Linked DNA regions of Homo sapiens: region 2 is linked to region 1. A link is an interaction called in ENCODE POLR2A ChIA-PET data of the cell type or tissue named here. Cell type or tissue: MCF 10A. All regions are shown on one strand. Region 1 holds the start of CTTNBP2NL (CTTNBP2 N-terminal like). Region 2 overlaps CAPZA1 (capping actin protein of muscle Z-line subunit alpha 1).

The links. ChIA-PET counts read pairs that join two places held together with the same protein. Peaks named below come from ENCODE experiments on the same cell type or tissue, not always from the same donor. Only the 100,000 strongest peaks of a DNase experiment are listed, where the experiment ranks them.
Region 2: POLR2A ChIA-PET joins it to region 1 with 5 read pairs; 9 of 35 experiments call an interaction of 5 or more read pairs at or near these places.

The regions. Positions count from the first base shown.
Region 1 is chr1:112,394,063-112,399,062 of GRCh38, forward strand. CTTNBP2NL (CTTNBP2 N-terminal like) reads left to right here and starts at 2,152. Exons shown (of 6, transcript NM_018704.3): 1 at 2,152-2,210. RefSeq lists a silencer at 2,350-2,399. In MCF 10A, a CTCF peak has its summit at 612; DNase peaks (open chromatin) are centred at 239, 629 and 2,059.
Region 2 is chr1:112,636,679-112,641,678 of GRCh38, forward strand. All of the region lies in intron 1 of CAPZA1 (capping actin protein of muscle Z-line subunit alpha 1), which reads left to right. Among named protein-coding and RNA genes, the nearest start is that of CAPZA1, 19 kb to the left of the region's middle. RefSeq lists an enhancer at 1,312-1,812. In MCF 10A, no CTCF peak of the experiment used is centred here; no DNase peak of the experiment used is centred here.

The DNA.
Region 1 (5,000 bases):
GGGCACAGTGACAGGCGCCTATAATCCCAGCTACTCGGAAAGCTGAGGCAGGAGAATCGCTTGAACCCAGAAGGCGGAGGTTGTAGTGAGAGATTGCGCCATTGCACTCCAGTCTGGGAGACAGAGCGAGACTCCATCTCGATAAAAAAAAAAAAAAAAAAGAAAAGAAAAACAAGGGAGGAGCTGATTCACTAGAACAACTCTTAGAGTGACTCAGAAGCCAGCAGAAAATAGCTTGTTCTCCCACATCTGCTTCATTGTCAGGCGATGAGGCACTTCCTCATTGCATACACATAGGCAGAGCGAAAGGGAGGAGGAGGAAATGGGATTTTTCAAGTTCCTTTGCCTGCTCCAGCACCTAACACTCTGTATTTGTAATCATTTCAGACATTTTGTTTCAAGTCAATATTTATTGAGTACCTACTCTGTGCCTGGCCCCTCATTTTAGCTTTCAGATTGTCAGTTTTCAGAACACAAGGCATAATGCCTTTCTGAAGTTCAGTATACCCTGCATCATTACTCCAGATTCACTTACACTGCTATCGAGCACCTTCACTCATAGTCTTGCTATCCTTCATATACAGAGATGACCCTCCCAAGCCTAAAATCAACAGGGGGAGGCATAGAGCTGTCCTTCTGGCTCTAATGTTTGCTTTACCATCATCCACGCCCATTCTTAGTCCAGCATGTGAGAGCCAGTGTGAAGTGAGCAGAATATGGCATAAGTATGGAGTCATACATCCTTACTGGAAATTCTTTACCATTTACTAGCTCTATGACTTTATTTGACTTCTCTGAATCTCTATCTTCTCATCTGTAAATTGGACACAATGATGTCTATCCTACACTGTAGGATAGATTTCTCATACAGCACTGAAAATGACATCAAATACCATTAAATGAAAGTACATGGCACAGTGATAACATGATAAATACTTGTTTACTTCTTTCAGACTATAATCGCACAAACTGATCACATCCCTCAGTCAGACTGTAAACTGCATGAGGCAGGCTGCATCTGCCTTGGGGACTGTCTGCCTAGGCAAGCACTAGGTCCCTAATGCTGTCTTGCGAATTATAATTGCTAAGTTTAGGGATAATGTATTAAGTGTACTACATTATTTATGCATTATGAATATTCGTCTCAAATATTTATTATATTGTATTTTAAATAATGTGGTTATTGTAAATGTAACCAGCTGCATCAATCTGTGAGCTGACAGCCATTCTGTGGAAAAGGAATTCAGAAACTTTGACCTTAGGTAGGGATACAACTAGTTATACATCCACTCCCCTCTCTGAGTTATTTGGTCCTGCCTAAGACTTGCTGCCACCAAGATCTGCATTCCTGTGTTCACAAGGCAGACATTCCTTGCATCCTCTGTACTCTCCATTGTTTCAACTTCACTGCAAACACCATTCCCCACAATATAATGAGGCCAAGGAAAGAAAAAAGTCGCCTCAGCTGGCAAGCATAGGGTGGAAAAACCTGCCACACAAATTTGCAATTATTTGACTTCCGCCTGGAAGGCAGGTCGGCTGGGTTTATGTCCCCCAAAGTTAGTATCCTCTTCTGTACAAAATGTGGTTGAGAGAAGGGTGATCTCCAGGTGTTTCATCTTTGCACCCTTGCTTCCAGCACCACGCCCACAGGCGCTTCCAGAAAAAAGAAAAAAAAAAAGGGAGCAAGGAAGCCAGGTTTTTCAACAACGAATTCATTCTAATGCAGACACCAAAGCCCACTTCATTTATTAACATTCTGGATAAAATCCCAATCGATTAGGCCACCAGAGCCCTCCATTCCTAAACTCCGCGTACAGTCAGGTAAAAGCACGAAGCACTAGTCACGGTCCTGCCCAGACTTTTCACGCAGAGGTGGAAAGTTGCAGACCCCGAGCCGGGAGGGGCGCGAGCCCACCCTGAAGCCCAGGACCCAGGAGGGCGCTTCCTCCCGGAAGTGACGCGAGCTCAATCCCGGCCTTGCTCTTCCCAAACAAAAGGGATCTTGGGGCCCCGGGAGGAGCCTGAATGACTTTGGAGAAGCCCCGCCTCCAGCCGGCGCGGATTGGGGCCGAGGCTGGAGAAGCAAGGAGGCGATTGGCGCTGGTGAATGCCAATGCCCCCGCCGGGCGGCTGAGGGGGCGGAGCCTCAGCCGCTGTGGATGGGGAGTGGAGGCGGAGGGGAGCGGAGCCCGGAGCGTCGTGGAAAGGTAGGAGCAACTATCCCTGGGGCTTGGTGATGGCTGGGAGGCCGGGTTCTCAAGAGCAAAGCAAGGATAGGGGCACCGGTAGCCTCCCGCCGCCGTCTCAACGGCCTCTGGGCCCATCCCCTGAGGGGGCGGGGCCGTCTCCTCCACCTCCCGGTATTCCCCGAGGAGGCGGCTCCTCATCCTCCGAGGGTCCTCACAGCTACTTTTTGTCCCTCGTCGATTCCCAGCTCCTCAGAAGGGGCTTCCCTCTGACACCCCTCATTCAAAGGCACCTCCCACCCCGCACCTCAGCCTTGGCGGAGAGGACTCACAGGTACCGATTCTCTAGGCTGCCGCCCCCAACCCCATTTCGTACCCCCGGAAGGCCAAACATCCCTCCCTACACCTGTCCCTGCTCGCCAGGGTGGGACTGGAGCTGCTTTCCTCCGTAAGATAAAATTGGTGTTTCCCAAAAAGGAGGGATGGGGCGAAGCAAAAATCAAAGACCGACCTAGACAGCCAGCTTTACGGAGGAAGCGGCTTCTCCCACTTAAGTTCTTCCCATCCCCCATTCTCTGATGCTCAGTCTTCCTCCCGCAGCCCCTCGCATCCTCTGGCCTCTTGTGAGGAGTCGAGAGCTCTCCTGTTTTGGGACTGTTTTGGACTGTGAAAGAGGGAGAACTAGGACCTCCTCTCCTTCACCCTTTGTACCTTCCTTCTACTTTCTGTTCCTTCTGGGAGCACCCAGCCTCTAAGGGTTTCTTAGGTTTGAATTGCGTTTCATTTTTCCTTTTCCACCCTATTTCCTCCCTGAGAACTTGATGAAAAGCCATCTTATATTTCACAGTGAGGTGGGTGTGTTGGATATCTGCAGAGCTGGCTTTGTGTGGGCAGGAATGCAGTATATGTTGCTTGACAGTCAATGAATAACACCATGTTTTCAAATGAAACAGTATACATAAGTAAATAAGTAGCAGTGGATTAGGAATGAGTATATCCCAGTCTAGGGTGGGCTGGTCCATTGCTCAGGGAGACTGCAGTTAACCTTGAAGGTATACTGCAGGTTGAAACAAAAGACAGGAAGTGTTTGAAGAAAATTCAGGGTCAGTCATCTAGGTTTATGATTAATCTAGTCCTATGTCCTTTGGTAACTCTCTAACCCCTTTTTTATAGTGTCCTCCCCGCCCCCAGGAAACATTCATGTATATTTTGATTGGTTTTACGATCATCTATCAAAATTTAGAGGATGAAAAGTAAGAACAATTTTTAAATCTCAGAGATAAGAGTAAATAAAGGCAAGGTATTCTAGCTATTCATGTTTACCAAAAAGTGCCTCTTCTAGTGTGCTCCTAAAGGTTTTGTCAAGTGGTCTTCATTTCAGCAGGTGCAAAGTGTTGATTTTGACCTCATGTTAATGTCGTTGAATCCCCAGTAATCATCTATTGCTAGCGCTTTTATATATTAAAATTTACCATGTTTTTAGCATAGTTTCTTTTGCTTCCAATCTCAAGTCTACCTCCCCTCTGTCAGCTATAGCCAAAGCTGATGGCAATAAAATGCAAGGAGTTGGAATCACGGAGGGTGATTGTAATGACTGTTGTCTTTTACCTTCTTGATTAGACTTTCTGAAGGTAGACTTCCTAAAGATAATTACTTTTGAATAGTTAGGTTTGAAGTTTTCAGAGCCACTCGGTGCTCACAGGTCTTCTCAGTGATTGTTTCCAAATCTCCAGTAAGAAAGTACAAAGAAGAAACTGGAGGGTGTCTCTAGCAAACGCAATGTGTGCTGCAATAGAAGGGTAAGACGTGAGCTCCCAGCAATAACAGCAGAAAAAACTAAAAGCAGAACAGAAAATCCCAAAAAGATAAGTTGTATTATATCAACAGAGAACAGAAAATAAACTAAGGTAAGAGACTAAGCAAACCAAAGTTGTGATTGCCGAGGTTTAATAGGAAAAAGCAAATAATATTCTTTTATTATTTAGCACAGTAAGCAAGATCTGTTTGTTACACTTTTGGGTCTTGAAAATCTTTCCTTTAACCTTTTCAACACCTGTTTGGTCATGCTAGGTGAAGAAAAGCATAGTATGCAGAGGATAGATGTCTGATCTCTCTCCTTGAATTATAAATTCTTTGAGGGCAGATAGTAGTATTTTTTGTTTTTCATCTTTATATCTTTCACAGTTCCTAGTATATAGTATGACTTCATGAGTGTTTGTTTAACTTAGTTTGAGGCTGTCACCTTAGGGTAGACTGAAAGGCAATGTACTGATTAGATTTGGCACAATTTGTTAGTATAAACGGCCTACTTGTTGTCTTCATTTAACTTGATTTTCCCCATCTTCTGTCTTATGAAATTCCAGTGTCTTAAGTGACTAAAATTTTGAATTTCTTATAAAGAAATATCTGTGAGGCAGGGTGTGGTGGCTCATCCCTGTAATCCTTGCTACTTGGGAGGCTGAGGCAGGAGGCTTGCTTGAGCCCAGGTGTTTGAGGTTACAGTGAGCTATGATCATGCCACTGCACTCTCCAGCCTGGGCAGCAGAAAGAGACCCTGTCTCTTAACAAAAAAAAAAAAAAAAAAAGTTAAAAAAATATATATGTAATCTGCTAGTTAGAAAATACTATTTTACTGTCATGAAATTTGAACCAGACTTAAGAACGTAATGAGTGCTAATCATTTTAGGATTTTATTGTTCTAAATATCTGACCTGATAGGAATGAAGTGAATTTAGGAGAGATCACTAGGGACTGATTGCTGATTTTTGTTCAAGAATAGTTTCTGAGGCCAGGCTTGGTGGCTCACATCTG
Region 2 (5,000 bases), 240 kb after region 1:
TTCTCAAGTTAGAGGAGCTGACATACCTCCCCTTTATGGGAGATAACTGCCTTCTTTCTTTCACTCTCCCACCCTTGAGAATGATTGACTAAATCACTGTTAATGAAAATGTCATCCCTCATCTGTATTGTAGCAAAGATATTTTTTCAGTCACTAACTGCTTAGTCATTTCCCTCTCCCCTTTTGCTCTATTAATTTCATCTTAGCTTTGACCCAGTTTTGAAGTTGGATAAAATGTTAACTTTTAAACTTATTTATCATTTTATCTATTCTTCTCAACTTTGTAACAACTGCATCTTTCACAAGCATAGCTTTGACTCAATTCTTGGTTAAAACAGTCTAAAAGGACAGTCAAATTCATGTGACACACTAAAGGTAATCCTCCAGACTTATACTTCCTTTTAATACTGCATGATATAGTTGAATGTCTAAGTTACAATTCCAGCTCCACCCATTTATTATAAGCATGCAATCTTAGACAAGGCACTTACACTCCCTGAACCTATTTCTTGATTTATAAATGGGGATAATAGTCTCTCCCCTGCCTTCTTTAACAAGCTGTTTTAAAGATCAATAAAAGAAACAGCTTACATAAGAGTTTTATAAACAATAAAATAGTATTCATTCATTCACATTCCTAGCATGTTCTAGGTCTCAGTCCTGGGTATACTGCAGTGAACAAACATAACAAGTTCTTTTGTTCTGTGTCAGGGGTTGACAAACTATGGCCAGTGGGCCAAATCCAGTCCACCATCTGTTTTTGTTTTGTTTTGTTTTGTTGTTTGTTGAGACAGGCTCTTGCTCTATTGCACAGGCTGGAGTGCAGTGGCACAATCATAGCTCACTGCAGCCTTGACCCCCCAGGCTCAAGTGATCCTCCTGCCTCAACCTCCTGAGTAGCTTGGACTACAGGCATGTGCCACCATGCCCGGCTAAATTTTCTTGTTATTTGTAATAGAGATAAGATCTTACTGTGTTGCCTAGGCTGGGTCTCGAATTCCTGAGCTCAAGCGTTTCTCCAGCTTTGGCCTCCTAAAGTGTTGGGATTACAGGTGTGAGCTGCTGTGCTGGGCCCACTGCCTGTTTTTATAGGATCTATAAACTAATGCTTTTGGAATGGTTGAAAACAAAAAAAGAATAATCATATTTCATGATGTGAAAATTACATGAAATACAAATTTCAGAGTACAAAATAAAGTTTTATTGGAACACAACCATGCTTAACAGTTGGGACAGAAACGCTGTGACTCCCAAAGCCCATCTGCCCTTTACATTAGCAGTTTATTGACTCTTGCTCTATGATCTTGGACTTTGGGGGATGTTGGACAGTAAACATGTAAGTATATGTTAAGTGGTGGCAAATTCCTTGAAGAAAAATAAAGCAGTAAAAGGGCTAGAATTGTGAAGGTTGGAAGGGTACAACAGCTAATTTATATATGGGAGTTAGGGAAGGGTAGTTTATTTGGCAGGTAACATTTGAACAGAGACTAAATAAAGATTGGAGTGAATAATCCAAGAGAGCATTTCTGGCCAAAGGAACAAGAAATATACCCTGAGGCATGAGTGTAGCTGTAAGTCTAGGAGCTAAGTGGTATGAGTGGAGGAATTAGGGAAGGAGGAGCCATGGAACAGACTTTAGATTTATTTATTTTTTGAGACAGAGTCTCACTCTGTCACCAAGGCTGGAGTGCAGTGGCACTGTGTTGGCTCACTGCAACCTCCGTCTCCTGGGTTCAAGCAGTTCTCCTGCCTCAGCCTCCCGAGTAGCTGGGATTACAGGTGCCCACCACTACGCCCGGCTAGTGTTTATATTTTTAGTAGAGACAGGGTTACACCATGTTGGCCAGGCTGGTCTCAAACTCCTGACCTCAATTGATCCACCCACCTCAGCCTTCCAAAATGCTGGGATTACAGGCGTGAGCCACCACACCCAGCCCAGACTTTAGATTTTATAGTGAGTATGTAAATATATCAGGCCGGGCACAGTGGCTCGCATCTGTAATCCCAGCACTTTGGGAGACTGAAGCAGGTGGATCACCTGAGGTCAGGAGTTCGAGACCAGCCTGGCCAACATGGTGAAACCCCATCCCTACTAAAAATACAAACATTAGCCAGGTGTGGTAGCACATGCCTGTAATCCCAGCTACCCAGGAGGCAGAGGTTGCAGTGAGCCGAGATCATGCCACTGCACTCCGGCCTGGGCAACAGAGCGAGACTCCATAGATATAGATATAGATATAGATATAGATATAGATATAGGTATAGATATAGAGATAGAGATATATATAGAGAGAGAATAATTTATATAATATATAATTATATATTATATAATTTTAATATAATTATATGTATTATGTCTACTACTTAAAGGTATTTTTGTGGTATTGTGTTCAAATAGTGAAAAATCAACACTTCAGAAACTATCAAATATCTAATAACCATCCACCATTTTAGTAACTGTCAGGAAATAACATAGGATTCCTTGCTATGACAATGTGTTTTAGGATTCCATGTTGGCATCTAATGATAACTACATTATTTTTAACCACTCATTAAGTATTTCACCCTTGCCATTGCATATACTTTCAAATCTCCTCGCTTTCATTTAAAAACTGGGAGATGTTTTGGTTCCTCTAATTGGATATTTCTCCTGTTCTTGATATTCACAGATGAACAGGGAATATTAAGTTTTTTCAGCACTTGAACCCGAATTCAAATACTACTACTAGATTTTCTTCCCTCACCCTGCTTTTTAACTTAGAAAATGGAAGTGAGCTTTTAGTTTACCTTTTTCTTTCATATAATCCCCTTGTTTAACCAATTCATCAATTTTTTAAGCATGAGGTACTATGGGGATATGAAGGTCAAAGGTCTTGGTCAAGAAGTAACTTTAAGAAGCCTTCTTTATTGCCTTTAGGATTTGGACATCCTCACCTCAGTCCTTTGGCTTCCTTGACCTGGTTCTTTCAGTTTTCATGTCACTCAGTAGCTTTTATCTTTCTTTATTTCCCCTTTCATCTTAAAAAAAAAAATTAAAGGATGAGGGATGTTGACATGCTCCTTTTTTTATTAAAAAAATTGGCCAGCCGCCCCGTCCGGGAGGTGAGGGGCGCCTCTGCCCGGCCGCCCCTACTGGGAAGTGAGGAGCCCCTCTGCCCGGCCAGCCGCCCCGTCCGGGAGGGAGGTGGGGGGGTCAGCCCCCCACCCGGCCAGCCGCCCCGTCCGGGAGGGAGGTGGGGGGGTCAGCCCCCCGCCCGGCCAGCCGCCCCGTCCGGGAGGGAGGTGGGGGGGTCAGCCCCCCGCCCGGCCAGCCGCCCCGTCCGGGAGGGAGGTGGGGGGGTCAGCCCCCCGCCCGGCCAGCCGCCCCTTCCGGGAGGTGAGGGTCGCCTCTGCCCGGCCGCCCCTACTGGGAAGTGAGGAGCCCCTCTGCCCAGCCAGCCGCCCCGTCCGGGAGGGAGGTGGGGGGATCAGCCCCCCACCCGGCCAGCCGCCCAGTCCGGGAGGGAGGTGGGGGGGTCAGCCCCCCGCCCGGCCAGCCGCCCCGTCCGGGAGGTGAGGGGCGCCTCTGCCCGGCCGCCCCTACTGGGAAGTGAGGAGCCCCTCTGCCCGGCCAGCCGCCCCGTCCGGGAGGGAGGTGGGGGGGTCAGCCCCCCGCCCGGCCAGCCGCCCCGTCCGGGAGGGAGGTGGGGGTGAGCCCCCCACCCGGCCAGCCGCCCCGTCCGGGAGGTGAGGGGCGCCTCTGCCCGGCCGCCCCTACTGGGAAGTGAGGAGCCCCTCTGCCCAGCCAGCCGCCCAGTCCGGGAGGGAGGTGGGGGGGTCAGCCCCCCGTCCGGGAGGTGAGGGGCGCCTCTGCCCGGCCGCCCCTCCTGGGAAGTGAGGAGCCCCCTGCCCGGCCAGCCGCCCCATCCGGGAGGGAGGTGGGGGGGTCAGCCCCCCGCCCGGCCAGCCGCCCCATCCGGGACGTGAGGGGTGCCTCTGCCCGGCCGCCCCTGCTGGAAAGTGAGGAGCCCCTCTGCCTGGCCACCGCCCCGTCTGGGAGGTGTGCCCAGCAGCTCATTGAGAACGGGCCAGGATGACAATGGCGGCTTTGTGGAATAGAGAGGGGAGAAAGGTGGGGAAATGATTGAGAAATCGGATGGTTGCCGTGTCTGTGTAGAAGGAGGTAGACATGGGAGACTTTTCATTTTGTTCTGTACTAAGAGAAGTTCTTCTGCCTTGGGATCCTGTTGATCTGTGACCTTACCCCCAACCCTGTGCTCTCTGAAACATGTGCTGTGTCCACTCAGAGTTAAATGGATTAAGGGCGGTGCAAGATGTGCTTTGTTAAACAGATGCTTGAAGGCAGCATGCTCATTAAGAGTCATCACCACTCCCCAATCTCAAGTACCCAGGGACACAAACGCTGCGGAAGGCCGCAGGGTCCTCTGCCTAGGAAAACCAGAGACCTTTGTTCACTTGTTTATCTGCTGACCTTCCCTCCACTATTGTCCTATGACCCTGCCAAATCCCCCTCTGTGAGAAACACCCAAGAATGATCAATAAAAAAAAAAATAAATAAATAAATAATTGAAAAAAAAAATTTTAATTTGCTTTATCATACTAGTAACATTATATTTCTTATAACTTTTTGAACACAGAGGTAAGCCAAAAAAAGAAAACAATTTTTTTTGTACTAGAGATAGTCCCAGTTAAAATTTAGTAGCTATACATAGGTGTAAATATATATAATTTCTAAAAGACCAGGAAAGAAGTAAAAGCCCTTTTCATTCAACAGCACATTATAAACATATATAAACAGCATATTATAAACCCATGTCAACAAATGGAGCACTTCTCAAACTTTTTTACTGTCAGGACCCCTTTACATACTTAAAAACTGAATTTTTTTTTTATGTGGCTTATATCTGTTAAATTAGATATTAAAACTGAGGCCGGGCGCAGTGGCTCACACCTGTAGTCCCAGCACTTCGGGAGGTGAGGCGGGTGGATCATTTGAGGTC